Linked DNA regions of Homo sapiens: region 1 is linked to region 2. A link is a loop called in an ENCODE intact Hi-C map of the cell type or tissue named here. Cell type or tissue: Caco-2. All regions are shown on one strand. Region 1 has its middle 25 kb from the start of MGAT5. Region 2 has its middle 9.6 kb from the start of MIR3679.

Region 1 (8,000 bases), 110 kb after region 2:
GAGCTCTGCTAACTCAAGGAATGTGGTGTCCACTGCAAGGAACAAAGGTGGTTATGGGTTCCCACTGGTGCTCCTAGATCCTTTGTTCTCAAGGGTGGGCCAAAAACTGGCAGTTTCAGCAACACCTGGGAGCTTGTTAGAAATGCAGTCTCCTTAGGCCTGCTGATTCAGAATCTGGATGACCAGATCCTCACACGAGTCACACAAGAGTGATGTTCAAGGAGCAGTTATAGGCTCAGCCTGTTTCATGGGCAGCAGTGGTGGCCACATCTTAGAGGGATTGTGTTGTGGGCATGGTCTTGCCGTGTTTTAGTTTAAGTTCTGATTTTCTATCATTTTTTTGATAAATTCTAATACAAAGTGATCTAGTTATATATCCATATGTCAGTATGTGATTTGGTTTTTTACCTTTCTGTGGGTATTCACGTTCAAGTGTATAGATCAGGAAAAGAATTCTTTATTATCTTCCATGAGGTCTCAGGATGGGAAGATAACAGTGCCTGTTGTATACAGTCATTATAGGACATGCTGGAGATAGAAGCAGTAAGACACTGCTTCTACATTTGATAAGTCTGGTCCAGGGAGATAAATATGTAAAGGGAAAACTTTATCTCAATAAACTACATCTCGTGATAGCATAAGGGACCAGAGAGAATAGCCTGTAGTTCTTTATCCCACTGCTGGGGTGTCACTAACAGTGTACTAGGATAGATGGACAACTTTATATGATAAAGACAGTTTTAGAGCTTTACGAGACTTTTGACCTCTTCTGGGAGCTGTCCTGATTCCTCTTCAAACCGAATGATAGCACCTTTTGTGTGTTAAGTAGCCTAAACAGTCATTTGTTTAGTTACCACCTGCTGGTGTGTAGCCTTAGGAGAAGAGTGTTTACTGTTGAGTGGTTGTTCTGCTCTGCCCCTTGGCTAAGGATTCCTGCTTTCCATTAAATGGAATGACTACCCTCTCTTTTTGTCTTTGAACTCAAATGGAAGTCATGTTATCTTTACATCTTTAAAGCTTTTCCTTCCAAATTGCCTAGTTGATGCATGGTCACTAATCCTTGTAGTAGAATTAACCCTAATTGAAGATTTAGCAGGTGGATTTTGGCTCTCATAATGCAAGATGTCTTAAGAATTTTGCAGAAGAGAGATGCAATAACCATATAACATATCTCCTTTTTGTCCATAAGTATGGAACAAAGACTATGTGGGAAACCAGAGTGTTTGCAATCAGCCTATTGCCTTTTCTTAAAAACTAGAAGTTCTTTTTCTATATTTCTCTCTGCTTGCTTTTACTGTATTCTTTTTCTATGTTTCTACTTGCTTTTACATACTCCTTTGCTTTGGTGTCATAAACTTGGGATGAAATTGTATAGTTATTTACTAGCTAGGTGGGTTTTGGAAGTTCATTCTCTGAACCACACATGTAAAATGGGAAGCAAATATTTCAAGATGATGTTAAGAATGAAACGAGCTAGTGTAGACAGAAAGTCTGGTAGAGTTCATGCAGTCATTTACTTGATTTGAGCCCCTAGCGCCTAGCAGGCACAGTTCCTGGGAACTGTATGCTAGGCAGTGTGTTGAAATATGCTTACAGATAAAAACGGACATGCCCTGCTCTTATGGGGTTTATGGTTCTTTAGTACATGACTAAAACACCAGCAGGGGCTGGGCAGGTCACACAGGCATGTAAAGCAGCCTGCATGGGTTCTGTGGCAAATTGGAAAGCCATGCCCCAATTCTTCATTCCTGCCGAAGTCTTCTCACAGGAAAATGGTTCTGTGGTACCAGATAGTCCTATTTTTTTTTTTTTTTTGGAAAGGCCAGAAACTCAGATTTTTATGTGAAATCTCCATTTTTCAAATGTTGGTAACTAATAAACTTCCTAACCTCTGACTTCTAGTTTAGCATCAAATACCAAGGGTATATCCTTATCAATGAGTGTAACTGGTGTTGTGTTCTCTCTGGCCCATCAATGATAACACAAAGAATGGCTCCCATCTGCCATCCCATACTCTTTCCCACTGAAAAGAGACATCCTTGGGCTCTGTATTTCAGGGCTTTGCCTCTTCTCTCCTTGTGAATTATGGACTGCAACAGTGAGAAACTTGACCCTGGGGTGGCTCCTTGTCTTTGGGGAAACAAATAGTTTAAAAGGCCCATACTGGATTGAGCTCTGGGTATTGTCTTCTTACTACTCTGTTTTGGTTGCTCCTTCCTCTTGAGGCCAAAGATGAGAATCTGCAGTGGTAAGCTTCAGAGACTAGCTATTCCTGGCAGGTAGGACTTGACTTTTTACTCATTCACTGCAGAGTTTAGCATGTATGAGCACTCAAATACTGAGCTACAAATTATTGCCTAAAACAAATAAAAAATAATACCTCTCAAACCTCTTTGTTAGTATGGGTATAGGCTGTATTCTGGAAAAGGTAAACACTAACACATATCTACTTACCTTTGAATTGCATTGCCCATTCCTGGGTGTGACCTTGGGAGGGAAAACTTTCTCAAGAAGGGAAGGCTCTTGGTTTACTCTAGGATCCTCTTCAGCTGTGATTTTCTTAGCATCTTGTATGGACTCAAAAGAGTTCTGGTTCGTGGCAGGTAGGGACCATTGTATTCTTCAGACCGTTCATGAGCTTTGGAGTGGCAGCTGGTGGTGGTAATGAGATGGTTTTGGCAATAGCTCTGGGGCAGAACAGGTGGAATGAGCCACATTATTTTACCTAGACAGGGCTGGTTGGCAGGCTTTTCACTCACCTGCCAGACATTAGGTAGACAGAATGCACCCTTGTTTAAATACTCGAGACAGTGAGAAAATATCAAGACTCAAGGAGATGATTTCCATATGAGAATTTTACCACAAAATGGGACAAATTTTTACAGAAGGAGCAATCTTTTTGATAAAAGAGGAAAGGTGGGGATCCTCTTGTCGTCATTTTAAGGCATAGTTTCAGAAGGTCACAGCATTTGTGTGAGACCAGTCACAGGAACAATGTGTGTTGGTGATGAGTGTGTGACTGTGTGTGTTTAGGAAGGTAGAAAAGAATGGGTGCAGTGGAAAGTAAGGTGTTTCTTGGAAGGGGAAAGTGACAGATTTCACAGGAAAGTTGAGAGTTGTTCTTAGCATTGTAGATGCTTAAATGCTTAGAGTCTGCCCTTGGCAAATTATAGGGTAAGAAAAGCCCTGATAAAAATCCTTATATTTACTTTTGGTGCCCTAGTTGCCTAAAAGGTCCTCTAGCCAGAGAATAAACAAGTGTTTTTCTCCCGGATAAATATCTGACATTTTCCAGATGTTTTTGACTCTAGTACAAATGCCATTTATTGATTTATGGCCTCTCAACTTCACCCCTTTTTCTTGCTCTGTGAAAATGGATCTGGGCCTCTTGAATATTTTTCCTTTGCAGCTGGTACAATGTTAAGCTTTTCCAGTAGAGGGCGCTGGAGAAACATTGCAGAAGGCAGAGAGTTTTGCTTCCTGCTTTCCAGTGGTTTCTGGGAAGGCTCTTCCAGAGTGTGTCCTCTCTGGTGACCTTCTTTTATGATGTGTGGTGGCCAGCAGCTTCCTCTGGCACCCCCTTGGGGTGTCTTGTAGCGGAGTGTTGCCAGTGTGCTACCTCCCTGTGATCAGCTTTCCTGCACCATAGAGGGCACCACAGTGACTTTTCTGCCATCTAGTGAGTTGTAGTTGTGTCTTCTCCAACAAAGTCAGGGTCTCAGTCCCCCACCTGGTTATTTTCATGGATGTTTCATCTTCTTCATGGGTGTTTTCTCAGTCTGAGGGATAGTGGTTACTCCTTATATCTGGCCTTTCTGTATGATCTAGAGTTCCTTGCATTACTTCTTACTAGTCAACATCTTGTTAGCAGAATCCCAGGTTGTAGTTAATAATTGTTTATGTTAAGCTTTTCCTGTTCAAATTAGTATGTTTTCCATCTGCTCATTGAACCCTAACTGATAGAACAAACCTTACAAAAAAAATATCAGGAAAAATTGTGGAAGACTCAGAAATGGGCAAAACAGATTAAAATCTAATGCAACCTTCTAGGTTATCTGTGTCTTTCATTTTCTTTGGACTGATTTACATTTTGGCAAGTTATAGGAAAGTGATAGTAATGGAAATGGTTCTTGTTCATAGAATGGCACATGAATTTTGCCCAGTAGAGGTATTATTGATCCCTCCCAAAAAGCATTTTATATATTAACAGATCGGCATTCCTGATTGCCTACACACATGTGTGTTTCGTTTTCTTTGGACCTGTTTTAACATCTTTCTGGTTCCTGTATTAATTAATCAGCTAAATAAGATCTTTGCCGTGTTTATTTTATATTTGTAAAAGTCATAGTTTTATGTTTTAAAATATTCTATAACTGATAAGGAGCTTACAGGATATGCCCATATATGTTAAAAATGCCACAGAAAATGGAGATATGATTTGTTAGAAAGATGATTTAAATGCATTTTAATGCTTTATAACTGGACAGACATGGATGAAATCATCTTATGAACTAAAAAGAAAAAGTATCACTATTATGTATCGAAAACAGAACATTCATAACATACCCACAGAATGGGAGAAAATATTTGCAAATAATATCTGGTAAGAGACCCGTATTTAGAATATGTAAATAACTCCTACAACTCAGTGACAAAGACAGATGAGCCAATTAATAAATGAGCAAAGGATCTGAACAGATATTTCCCCCAAAAGAAAAACAAATAATCAGTAAGTACATGAAAAGATAAGATGCTCACTCTCTTTAGTCAGCAGGAAAATGGAAATCAAAACCACAATGAAATAGCACTTTACATCTGTTAGGATGGCTGTCATCAAAAAGACAGATGGGAAAGATGGGGGAAGTGAAGGATAGGGAGAGATTTACTAAAACAGCAGCCCCCAAACTTTTTGGCACCAGGGACTGGTTTCATGGCGGATAATTTTTCCACGGATGAAGGGGTTGTTTTGGGATGAAACTGTTCCACCTCAGATCATCAGGCATTAGATTCTCATAAGGAGTGTGCCACCTGGATCCCTCACATGCACAGTTCACAACAGGGTTTGTGCTCCTATGAGAATCTAATGCAACCGCTGATATGACAGGAGGTGGAGCTCAGGTGGTAATGCTCACTTGCTGGCTGCTTGCCTCCTGCTGTGTGGCCCAGTTCCTAACAGGCCAAGGACTGGTACTGGTCCACTGCCTGGGGGTTGGGGACCCCTGTGTTAAAGGATACCAAATTACAGCTAGATAGGTGAAATAAGTTCTAGTGTTTCATACCACTGTAGGATGACTATAGTTAGCCATGATATATAGTTTCAAATAGGATATTGAACCTTGCCAACACAAATTGTAAATGTTTGAGATGATGGCTATGCAATTACCCTAATCTGCTCTTTATACATTCTATGTATTAAAACATCACTATGTACCCCTTGACTATGTACAATTATTTGTCAATTTAAAAAATTGTTAAAGAGACAAATAAGTGTTGGCAAGAATATGGTGAAATTGGAACCTTCATACACTGGTGGTAGGAATGTAAAATGGTGTAGCTACTGTGGAAAACATTTTAGCAGTTCCTCAAAATGTTAAATACAGAGTTATCATATGACCCAGTAATTCTACTCGTAGGTATATACTCAAGGGGAATGAAAACACACACACACACACACACACCCATCAAGTCATACACAAACGCTCATAGCAGTTTTATTCATAATAGTATCAATTGATGAATAGATCAACAAAATGTGATGCATCTATTCAATGGAATATTGTTTGGCTGTAAACAAAATGAAGCACTGATATGTGCTACAACATTGGACCTTGTGAAAGAAAGCTGTCAAAGAACACTGCATATTATGATTCTATTTATATCAAGTGTCCAGAATAGGCATATCTATAGAGACACCAAAGTAGAATGAGTGCTTGCTTAGAGCTGGAGTGGGGAGGAGGAGGGGTTAGGAGGTGGTAGCTAAAGGGTGTGGGTTTCTTTTGGGTATGATAAAATGTTATATGAAATTCTCTACAGCCACACTACCTTGAATGTGTCCAATCTGTTCTGATATTGGAAGCTAAGCAGAGTTGAGCCTGGTTGGCACTTATATGGGAGAAAAGTTATAAAGCTGATTGTTGTAATGCTTGTACAACTCTGAGCCCAGTAAAAACCATTATATTGTATATTTTAAGTTGGTTAATTGTATGGTATGTGAATTATATTTCAGTAAACTGTTACAAAAAGGGTTTATAACCTAGACAAATAATTATCAAATAAACTGCATTCCTCTGTGGTGGGTGGTAAATGCTTCCTGTGTAGCAATGTACAAATTCCTATGTCAAGATCTTCATAGGCTGTCTTGATGTCTTCTCATGTGGAATTCTTCCTTTCACTTTGGAACACCATTTCTTAAAGAGATTATGGCAAAGTGAAATAATTAGTTGCTTGATTTATTGATGGATGATTTCCCTCATTCACCCTCTGGAGTTCTTTTAATAGAAATGTTAGAAACCCAGACCCTCTAGAACCTGTGGGGAGCAGCTTGGTTGAGTAGCTCTCTACCCACTGGAGGTATTTGGGGAAAGATCACTGGGTTTGTGGCTGGCTGTGAAAATGATCAGACCAGGGCGGGGCCAAGTGGCTGACATGGCTGAGTAGTGGCTGGTCCTTCTTGCCTGCTGTGCCGAGTTGTCTGTCCCCTGGTACTTTACACCCAGTGAGTTGAGGAAGAAGGAATTACCTCTCTAGACAAAGATCGTTCTGTCTGCAATATATGATATAGTACTATTGCTCTGTGGAAGCTTCAGGCAGCCATCCTCCCTCACAAACCAGCTCCTCCATTTTCCTGTCTTGGTGAATGACATGTCACCTTTTCCTCAGCTGCCCAAGCTGGAAGCCTAGTGGTCATTCTATACTCCTCCTCCTCCTCCTCGTCTTCCCTCATTCCTTCCAGTTAGTCATTGCCCACTGTCCTGCTGATTTGACCTCTTAAGTATTTCTAGCATTTGGTTTCTTATTATGACTGGACTGCCACTACCCTGTTCAGGCCTTTATTGGACTCATTTCTCACCCGGATTTTCATGAGCCACCCTTCAAACCCATCCTCTACACAGCAGCCAATATCAAATATGGTGGCCTCAGCACTGTTAAATGTCTTCAGTGATTTACCTGCCATTTGGTGGTGGTTCTTACTCAACAGGGGAGGAGTTTCAGATCATCTAGGAACCAGAACCCTTTTCAAAGTATTTAGGTGTATATCCTATTCTGGACCCATTAGCTGAAGAGGGGCCTTGGGAAAGGGCTTCTACATCTTGAAAAATCTCCCCAAACAGGATGATACCCAATAAGTAATGCTTAGAAAACAATTTATTTTGAAATAATTTCACAGGAAGTTGTAAAAACAGTACAAAGAGACCCACGGACCCATCCTTCCCCAGATTTCATGCTCTGTTACAATACCAAACCAGGAAGTTGATACTAACAGGTTACTGTTAATAGACCACAGACCTATGTAATGTTTTTTTAATGCCCATTTTTCTTGTTAGGTTGGAGTGTGGCACTTCCTGCTAACCTGAGATGTTAGATTATTTCTTAACTGGTGCACATTTTCATTTAAGAATGGCATGGGTCTTCTTGATTCTGTGGGTGGTGGTTGTTATGGTGTGTTATGGTGTGTCTTCTTGTATGTACATGTGTGTGAGATATTGGTGGCAATTACCAGTTTTTCCTTGCAGAGTGAATTATATCCCCAAAGAGTTTGCCAAGAATACATTTGAGTAATGTAATTCTGTCTAGTGACCTAAGGTCATAACTTTCTTAAGTTAAAAAGTTAAAACTGCCACAACAGGTTTTATGCTAGAAGAATAGTATAGACATTGATTCTTCTTGAATCCAAGATTCAGTTAGCTTAAAATGATGTCATCGTGAGTTGTTTTCCAGGTATGTGTAAATCTGACTTTGTTTTTTGTAGATTGTAAAATATAAGGGTACAGGGCTGGTTC
Region 2 (8,000 bases):
TGGAACTAGATGCTCTGGAGCAACTGTACCATGTGATCAGTGCAGCTTATATAGAAAGGGAAAGGGGACTTAAAAAATGTATTGCTGTAAGTTATGTACATGTATTTGGATTCTCCTCCAAGTTTGCAAGAAATACAGGGTGAGAATACAAACTGTTTGGAAATTTCTTCTGATTGTTGGAAGGAAGATACATAGTATATATCAGTGGTATTATCTGGGGTCCTTCCTCAAAGGTTACTTGATCATTTAGAAATGTGTTTAGGCTATAGGTGTTAGAAAAGTGGAATAATAATACCATAACAAGTGGGAATTTGTTTCCCTCATTTAACAACAAGCCTGGAGCTACAGAGTTGTAGCGGAATGGTTCTTCAAAGACCCAGGCTCCTTTCATCTTTCCGTACTGCATTATCCAAGTGGCCTTTCAGTTTAGGCTTATACCTTGAGTTTGAAAGATAGCTGTTACAGTTCCAGACTTCATGACCTCATTCAAAGGCAGCAAGTCCAGGGGTGTCCAGGGTAAGCACTTAGCATCTCCTGCATTTGTTTTTAAAGGAAACAAAATATCTTTCCCAGAATCCCTTGGTGGACTTTCCTTTGGCCAGAACTGGGTCGCATGCTGCCTCATCCCCTTGCACTACTAGAGTAGAGCCTGAGGAAGCAAATATCTGGTTTTGCAGACTCCAAAGTAGGATGTAGCAAAGGAAATTGGACTTGCAGTGGCTTTAGGTTGACCGTCCAATGGTGTCTGTCACAAGTATACCCACTCTCTCTTTTACTGGAAGGGCTTGAGGCCAACGCATTTGGAAACTGAGCAAGGGCCACATTTTTTGTTAAGAGGTCTGTCCTCCAGAGAAAAGCCACTACAGAGCTCTCCAAAAATGCTGGCATTCCCCTCACCAGTGGATTCCTCAGCGCTGAGGTGAATATGTTTCTTCTGGGGCATTTTAGAGAACATAGCATTGAGGTAGATAAGTAGGTAACACTTGATACATCTATTAGAGCATTTTCTTAAATTCTTGAATTCTCCCTCCACATAGCAAGGTATCCCTGGCATCTCACTTTCATAAATATAACTTAGCATAGACCTAAAAAGCTCAGACTCTGGAACCAGGTATCTGATTTGAATCCCAGCTGTACCACTTACAAGCTGCATGTGGAAAGTTGTTTAACCTATATATGCCTCAGTTTTCCCTTTTATAAATGAGGATGATACTACCTGTCTCATAGGTTTATTATTATGATTAGATAATTTGATGTATGACAGCACTTTGAAAAGTGCTTGGCACTTAGTAGGGGTTACGTGTATGCCAACTAGCATTATTGTTTACACCAGTCCTCATAAGTCTAGATTTCAGCAGCCAACAAAGCAGATGATTAATACTACTCCCAACTGCCCAAGTGAACACATTGAGTCTAGAACTTTGCTAATGCCTCCATATCAATACATTCAGCCTCATCTAAGGCTATGTTCTTCCTTCCTTGGTCTAGCATTCTCAGAATTTCTCTCCACATGTATTCCCCAGATTTTTGCTTTTATAAATTAGCAGAATCTCACACCTCCTGTGATGGGTAAGTCTTTTCCTTCAGAGTTTGCCTTTCCAATTGGCCTTTTGAGGTGTGCTGGGCTTTCTAGTGAGAGAAAATGAGGAGTATTTGGCACAGGGCATAAAGTTTCAAGGCAACACCCTCAAGCCAGGTCATTAGAGGATCTCAGTCAAAGCAACAAGAACCTCATGACTGCCTTTATTTGGCAAAGGAAGCCAACATAAGGCCTGAGGGGTGTGGAGTACATCAAATTAAGTCATCTAAATTGTCCTATGTAACTCCATGCAATCCTCAGGGTCCTAATGAGTTCTAATCAATGCTTTTGGTTTCAAATAAGAGAGTGGTTAGGCTATGAATGCAAGTGACTTTGTAATTCAGCAATCCAAACGATTAATAGTTGAGTTTTTTTTTCACTTATTTTGGCCTCCACCTGCTAAAAATCAAAAGGTTTTCTGCTTGTCTGTTTCAGAAGTCATAGAAAAGCCCTGGTTTATAGGTACCTTGAGCTGAGAATGTAAGAGTTTCAGCTCATAATTCTCTTTTTTAAAGCTGTTCAGGCTGGGTGCAGTGGCTCATGCCTGTAATCCCAGCACTTTGGGAGGCCAAGGCGGGTGGATCACGAGGTCGGGAGATGGAGACTATCCTGGCTAACATGGTGAAACTCTGTCTCTATTAAAAATACAAAAAATTAGCCAGGCATGGTGGCATGCACCTGTAGTCCCAGCTACTCAGGAGGCTGAGGCAGGAGAATTGCTTGAACCCAGGAGGCAGAGGTTGCAGTGAGCCGAGAGCACGTCACTGCACTCCAACCTGGGTGACAGAGCAAGACTGTCTCAAAAAAAAAAAAAAAGCTATTCAGCTCCATAAAAAACAACCACCTTACTCTCACAGTCTTATTGTGAGAGTCTTTTTCCTAAGTGTTTTTTTGTTGTTGTTTGTTTTTTTTTTTTTTGAGACAGAGTCTTGTTCTGGAATGCAGTGGCCTGATCTCGGCTCACTGCAAGCTCCGCCTCCCAGGTTCATGCCATTCTCCTGTCTCAGCCTCCCAAATAGCTGGGACTACAGGCGCCTGCCACCATGCCCGGCTAATGTTTTGTATTTTTAGTAGAGATGGGGTTTCACCATGTTAGCCAGGATGTTCTCAATTTCCTGACCTTGTGATCCGCCCGCCTCGGCCTCCCAAAGTGCTGGGATTACAGGTGTGAGTCACCGCACCCAGCCTATTCCTAAGTCTTATTGCTCAGTTGTCACTTGGTTACCCAAAAGTTTGATTTCAATGGGTACTTCATTGTAGATGTATACAGTTGATAACAAACTTTTGCCACTGTATACCACAGGCTGCCTGCATCAAAGACCTTTAAAGAAGCCAAGTTTTCAACCCTCAACCTTAATCAGACTAGATAACCTATCCCTGATTTCATCTATTTCCCTTAGGGTCTACGCCTGTTAATTCAAATGTCTGTATCAGTCAGGCTACTTAACCACAAGCAACAGAAAGTTACTGTGACTAATTAAGGAAGATCACTTGAGCCCAGGGGTTCAAGACCAGCCTAGGCAAAATAGAGAGACCCCCATCTCTGTAAAATAATTAAAAAGTTAGCTGGGTATGATGGCCTGCACCTGTAGTCCCAGCTACTTGGGAGGCTGAGGTGGGAGGATCACTTGAGCCTAGAAGGTCGAGGCTGCCAGTGAGCTGTGATCATGCCACTGCACTCCAGCCTGGGCAAAAGAGTGAGAATCTGTCTCAAAAAAAGAGGAAAGAAGAAAGAAGAAGAAGACGGAGGCCAGAGGAATGCACGTAGAAAGAACTCCTAAAATCTGGCAAGGTGAAGATGCTGTCACCTGGATCACTATCTGCCAGGCATCACAGCTTACATCATCCACATTATGGCATCAGCCACTGGGCACTACCACTAGCAATGCTGCCCTAAAAATTTGGTCAGCACCTTTACCATCAGAGGTTTTACCTTGTACCAAGATTACATAGTGGATAATTCCTCAAGCCATTAGAGCTCAGGTCCAGGGCAGAAAAACAATTTCATTTGTTTATTTCACAGACACCAGTTCCAAGACTGAACCACATGGGTCTCAGCTTTATAAGGTTTACATACATAATTGTTATTTTGTTGCTATAATTTTCATGCAATTTGAATAGGTCAAGAAACCTGGTCTATGTAGGGTACCTTAAATATCCCCTTTAATATTTACTGTATTATTCACAGTACTTTCTGCATGGATCTTCCTTTCTTCCTGGTTATCTGGGGTGAGAAGCATGGTGTAATAGAAAGGTTCTGGGCTTTGGAGTCAGGCAAACTTTGGATTCAATCCTGGCTGTGATCCTTATCAACAGTGCCTATCTGTAAGTATATTACTTACCTTTACTAAGTCTTGGCTTCTTTTTCTATGAAATACGTATAGTAAAATCTACTCCATGAATTGTTAAAATGTAATTCACATACAGCTTAGTAAGAGATGCTGAGAAACAATATATAGTTGGCCCTCTGTAAGCATGGATTTGGAGGATCCTAAATCCTCAGATTCAATCAATCACAGATCGAAATCCGCAGATATGGAGGGCTGACTATACTTGATTATATGTAAAAAGCTGTGTTTACTATGCTTATAATTGAGCAATTATTTAAAGTACTATATATGTGACAGACAAATGAAAAGAAATGAAGCAATACAGTTAGAGTAGACTTAGCAATACCAACAAACACTGTTGCATTGTTGTGAAATAGTCCTAAATATCTTTCTTTTTCTAACCTGACACCCATTGTTTGCAAGTGGTGAAAATGCTAAAAATGAATCTCTGTTCACCAGGAATGCACGACCTTGGCCATCAGCTGCCAGGGCTTTCACTATTGAAATCCTGCTATGTTATTTTCTTCCTAAGCTTGTAATGAACGGTCTCTTGAGAGGATGTGATGAAATATACAGCTGCATCCTAATAAGCATCCTTATGTCCATAAACAGTATCCTTTAGCAATTAATAATAAAAATTGTAATCTTAACTGTGGGGAAAACAACTTAGATAGTATTACTTTTTCTTAAACGCATGGCAAGTATATGATTTATATAAATAAATAGACTATGTAATACAAATATGGAAAATGTATATTTGTGTATACAAACGAATTTACTTAATTTCTCTATATACACATATACTTTTTATAAAAAATATCCTGAAACAAAAACCATCTGTAATATCCTCTATAGCAGTGGGTTCATAAAGTTGAAATGATTGATGCCTTTCAGAAATCTCTAGGCAACCAGGTGGTATCATTATTAACCACCCGTGGGAACTTGACTTCAAATCCAATCTATTATGATTAGAATCTACATGATCTGTATCCAGTACAGCAAGTCCCGGCCACCAGATGTCACCATTCTTCTATTTCCCTCCTGGTGCTTGGGGAGAGCTAAAGATACTATTTTCTCTCAAGGGACTGAGGGAAATACGTGCCTCAGAACATTACTGGGATTTCACCAAAAGGTCTTTTCTTAGTCATCCTGGCCTTGCAGATTTCCCTGTGGTTTTTGAGTATCTTGACTCGACAGTTTCTAACAGCTGAGGAGCCAAGTGGCTGATAATTTGGGGCTTATCTGGTCAGGAAGTGCTAGAGCCATTTCCTCCAGCTAAACTTGAAGACAGGATTGACATAAGGTGCCCAAAGCCCAGAGCTTGCTCAGTGCAGGAGAGGCTATGGATATGCCCTATTAAAAGGTCCTGGGGTCAGGAGACCTCAACCAGCTATGAGCTCACTTACAAAATGAAGGAAAGGGACTGAATCATTCCTAGGGTCTAAAAATTCCATGATCCTCGTTTGTAAATGCCTCTGGTGGGGAGGGTGCGTAGTAGGGTGGGGGCGAGCTAAGTCCAAGAAATAAGACCCCAGAGAGGACAACGAAGTAGGGGTGAAGTCCTGCAGGGCAGATGAGGGGAAACTGAACATGAATCCTTATGAGGTCTGGATGTAGTGACTGGTTATGGGGTCTGGAAATTGCTGGGGTTATGGTCTTGTGGATTCTACCACTAGCTCAATAGCCCACTCTTCCTCCATTCCAGATACTACTTAACAAGAAACTATAATGCTTATCGATGTAAATGTATGGCATTCTCTCTCCTGGGGCTTGGTTGGATTTAATCTCTCATGTCAGTCAATGTTCTTTGTGGTGCCTTCAGGGCACGGGATGTGTTTTATTTGTGAATTTACAACAGTGCAGTTTTCAGCTAGCTCGTCCAGAGTGTTCCTAAAATCCGGGAGTGGGAGCAGGGCAGAGAAGAAAGAATGGATTTCATTTATAAGTGCCACATATCCCTAAGTATTTCACATATATTTCATATCATCTTCACAATAACCTCATGAAGCAGCATTTGTTATGCTCATAAAGATGAATTCAAATGGTTAAGTGGCTTGCCCAAGGTCACAAAAACCAAATGGCAGTATACCTACTGCTTTGTGTAATGCGTTCTACGAAAGAGGAAACTGAGCCTCAGGGCGTTTTGTTAAAGTTGCCTGCACCTCTAAGATGGTTGAGACCACAGTCTCCCCATCAGTGGGCTTCGCTGCTGGAAGGCCCCTTGTCCTTTGGGGCTTGGACTGCACCACTCCGGAGGATGCATCGTCATATCAATATTTGCACACTGCCCCTGACCTTGTTAGGATATTATTTATGGCCGCGATCAGAAGGTCCCGCTCGCTCCTTTCTCTCCCCTTGGGCTGCGGAACAGAGTGGCTGGGAGAAGTCCTCCTAGACAGGGTTGAGAGTTTGCCGACGGCCCCTGAGAAGCTGGGGCGTTCCGAATTGGCTGAGCGCGCGGCCGGGGGCGGGGAGTTTGCCAAACGTCCCCGGCCGGAATTTCTGCCTTCTAGAGCCGCGAGCCCAGAAGCGGGGAGAAGTTGGTGAGGTTGGCTAGGGGAAGGTTGCCAGAAATTGAGGACGGACTCCCGCCCTGGTCGACTGAGCTCCCACAGGAGCGCCTCTGCTGCGTCTCGGGGCTGAGTGTGGACGCGCCGCGCGCGGCCCCGCCAGGGCTGGTAGTTTGCAGACCGTCCCTGCCGCGGCCCGCTCGGCGGCGGCCCTGCGGCTCCCGCGGCGGCGGCCCCGGGCGCGATCCAGCCCAGGTAGCCGCGCCGCAGGCTCGGGGCGTCGCGACCTCGCGCCTCGGGCCGCGTGGGCACGGCGGCCGGCGGGTGCTCCCGGCTGCTGCTGCTGCCCAACAAGGAGGTAAGAGCTGCCGGATCCGGGTGATCGCGTCGGAGGGAGCTCGTCATCCCCGCGGGGTGATGCGCGCAGAGGGGACCGCGGGGGGCACGGGGAACCAGGCGCGGGCGAGGAGAGCCCGCACCGGGGTCGGCGCGGTCGGGGGCTTCCTTCCGTCGCTCCTCTGCCGCCTGCGTGGGTGCCCCGGCCCCGGCCGCTCTGCAGGACGCCGGAGTGGAGCCGGGAGACGCGCCTTGAGAAGCCCACCTGCCCCGGGCAGCCCCTCCCAGGGGAGGCTGAACCCCCCCCGCCCCGTGACGAGGGGGCTTGTTGGCATTCCTAGGGACAGTCCAAAGGAAGCTCTGGTTGCGCGGGCTGGAGGCGAGCGGCGGGGGATGGCAGATGGGCGCTCGGACCGCGGAGGAGCCCGGTGGGGGTCACGCCGCAGGCGTGGGCCGGGCCGGGCCGGGGTCCTCGGGACCCAGGCGCACTGGGCGGGCTCGGCCAGGGGCCAGTGGGGAGGAAGGAAGAAGGAGGGAGGCTGGCCCCGAGCCCCTAGGGAGGAGGGATGCGGCGGGCTGGCGCTCCGGGCCAGAGGATCCAGGAGGCCCGGGGGCGCCCCGGCTGTTAGGGGACGGCCCGCGGGTCCGTGATCCCGCCGGCGCGCTCAGCCCTGCTGCCGGGTCTGGGAGGCTGCAGGGAGCGCAGAGCCCACACCCGCGCACACACTCCCCGAGAGCATGCTCAGTGCGGCCCTGGGAACTTCCTGCCGAGTCGTGAGCCGCCCCGGCCCACTCCCGGCCCTCAGCTCGCAAAGTTGGGGGCGGCGGGGCTAGGGAGACGTGGGCGCCGCTCTCGCCTGTGGCTCTTTCGCGCCCCTGGCCCCTGCCTCGCCTCAGTTGAGCTACGCGCACTGCTCTCCCCGGCTGCCCTCACAGCCGGGATTGGGGGCGTGGGTGTTAGCCCCTGCTCCCCGTGGCGGGGTGGCCAGAGGCCTGGAGCGCGGCTCTCAGCCTGGTGGACCCGCGCGCGGTGCGCCCGCTTGGTGCCCGGACCTGGCGCGGCGAGCAGGCAGGGTGCAAGGGGGTGTGTGAGCCCAGGGACGCTCGCGCATACACTTGCTGTCACACACAAAGCCGCGGTTTTGTAGCCGCCGCGCGGAAGAGCCGAAGAGGGAAGGGGGTGGCGCTTGCATTGTCCAGAGGCGTTTGGAGCGCAGAGGGGGTGCTTGGCTCCTCAGGGCTGCG

What was found. Peaks named below come from ENCODE experiments on the same cell type or tissue, not always from the same donor. Only the 100,000 strongest peaks of a DNase experiment are listed, where the experiment ranks them.
Region 1: a loop joins it to region 2, with 8 times the contacts of the local background. A loop is called at or near these places in 6 of 110 quality-filtered maps.

The regions. Positions count from the first base shown.
Region 1 is chr2:134,225,170-134,233,169 of GRCh38, forward strand. It overlaps a transcript of MGAT5 not described here and the pseudogene RNA5SP104. Among named protein-coding and RNA genes, the nearest start is that of MGAT5, 25 kb to the right of the region's middle. In Caco-2, a CTCF peak has its summit at 3,443 (motif pointing right); no DNase peak of the experiment used is centred here.
Region 2 is chr2:134,113,515-134,121,514 of GRCh38, forward strand. It overlaps a transcript of MGAT5 not described here. Among named protein-coding and RNA genes, the nearest start is that of MIR3679, 9.6 kb to the right of the region's middle. RefSeq lists silencers at 6,612-6,711, 6,732-6,891, 6,942-7,011, 7,242-7,451, 7,702-7,851. In Caco-2, a CTCF peak has its summit at 4,916 (motif pointing right); DNase peaks (open chromatin) are centred at 4,927, 6,377 and 7,518; H3K4me3 peaks cover 2,052 bases.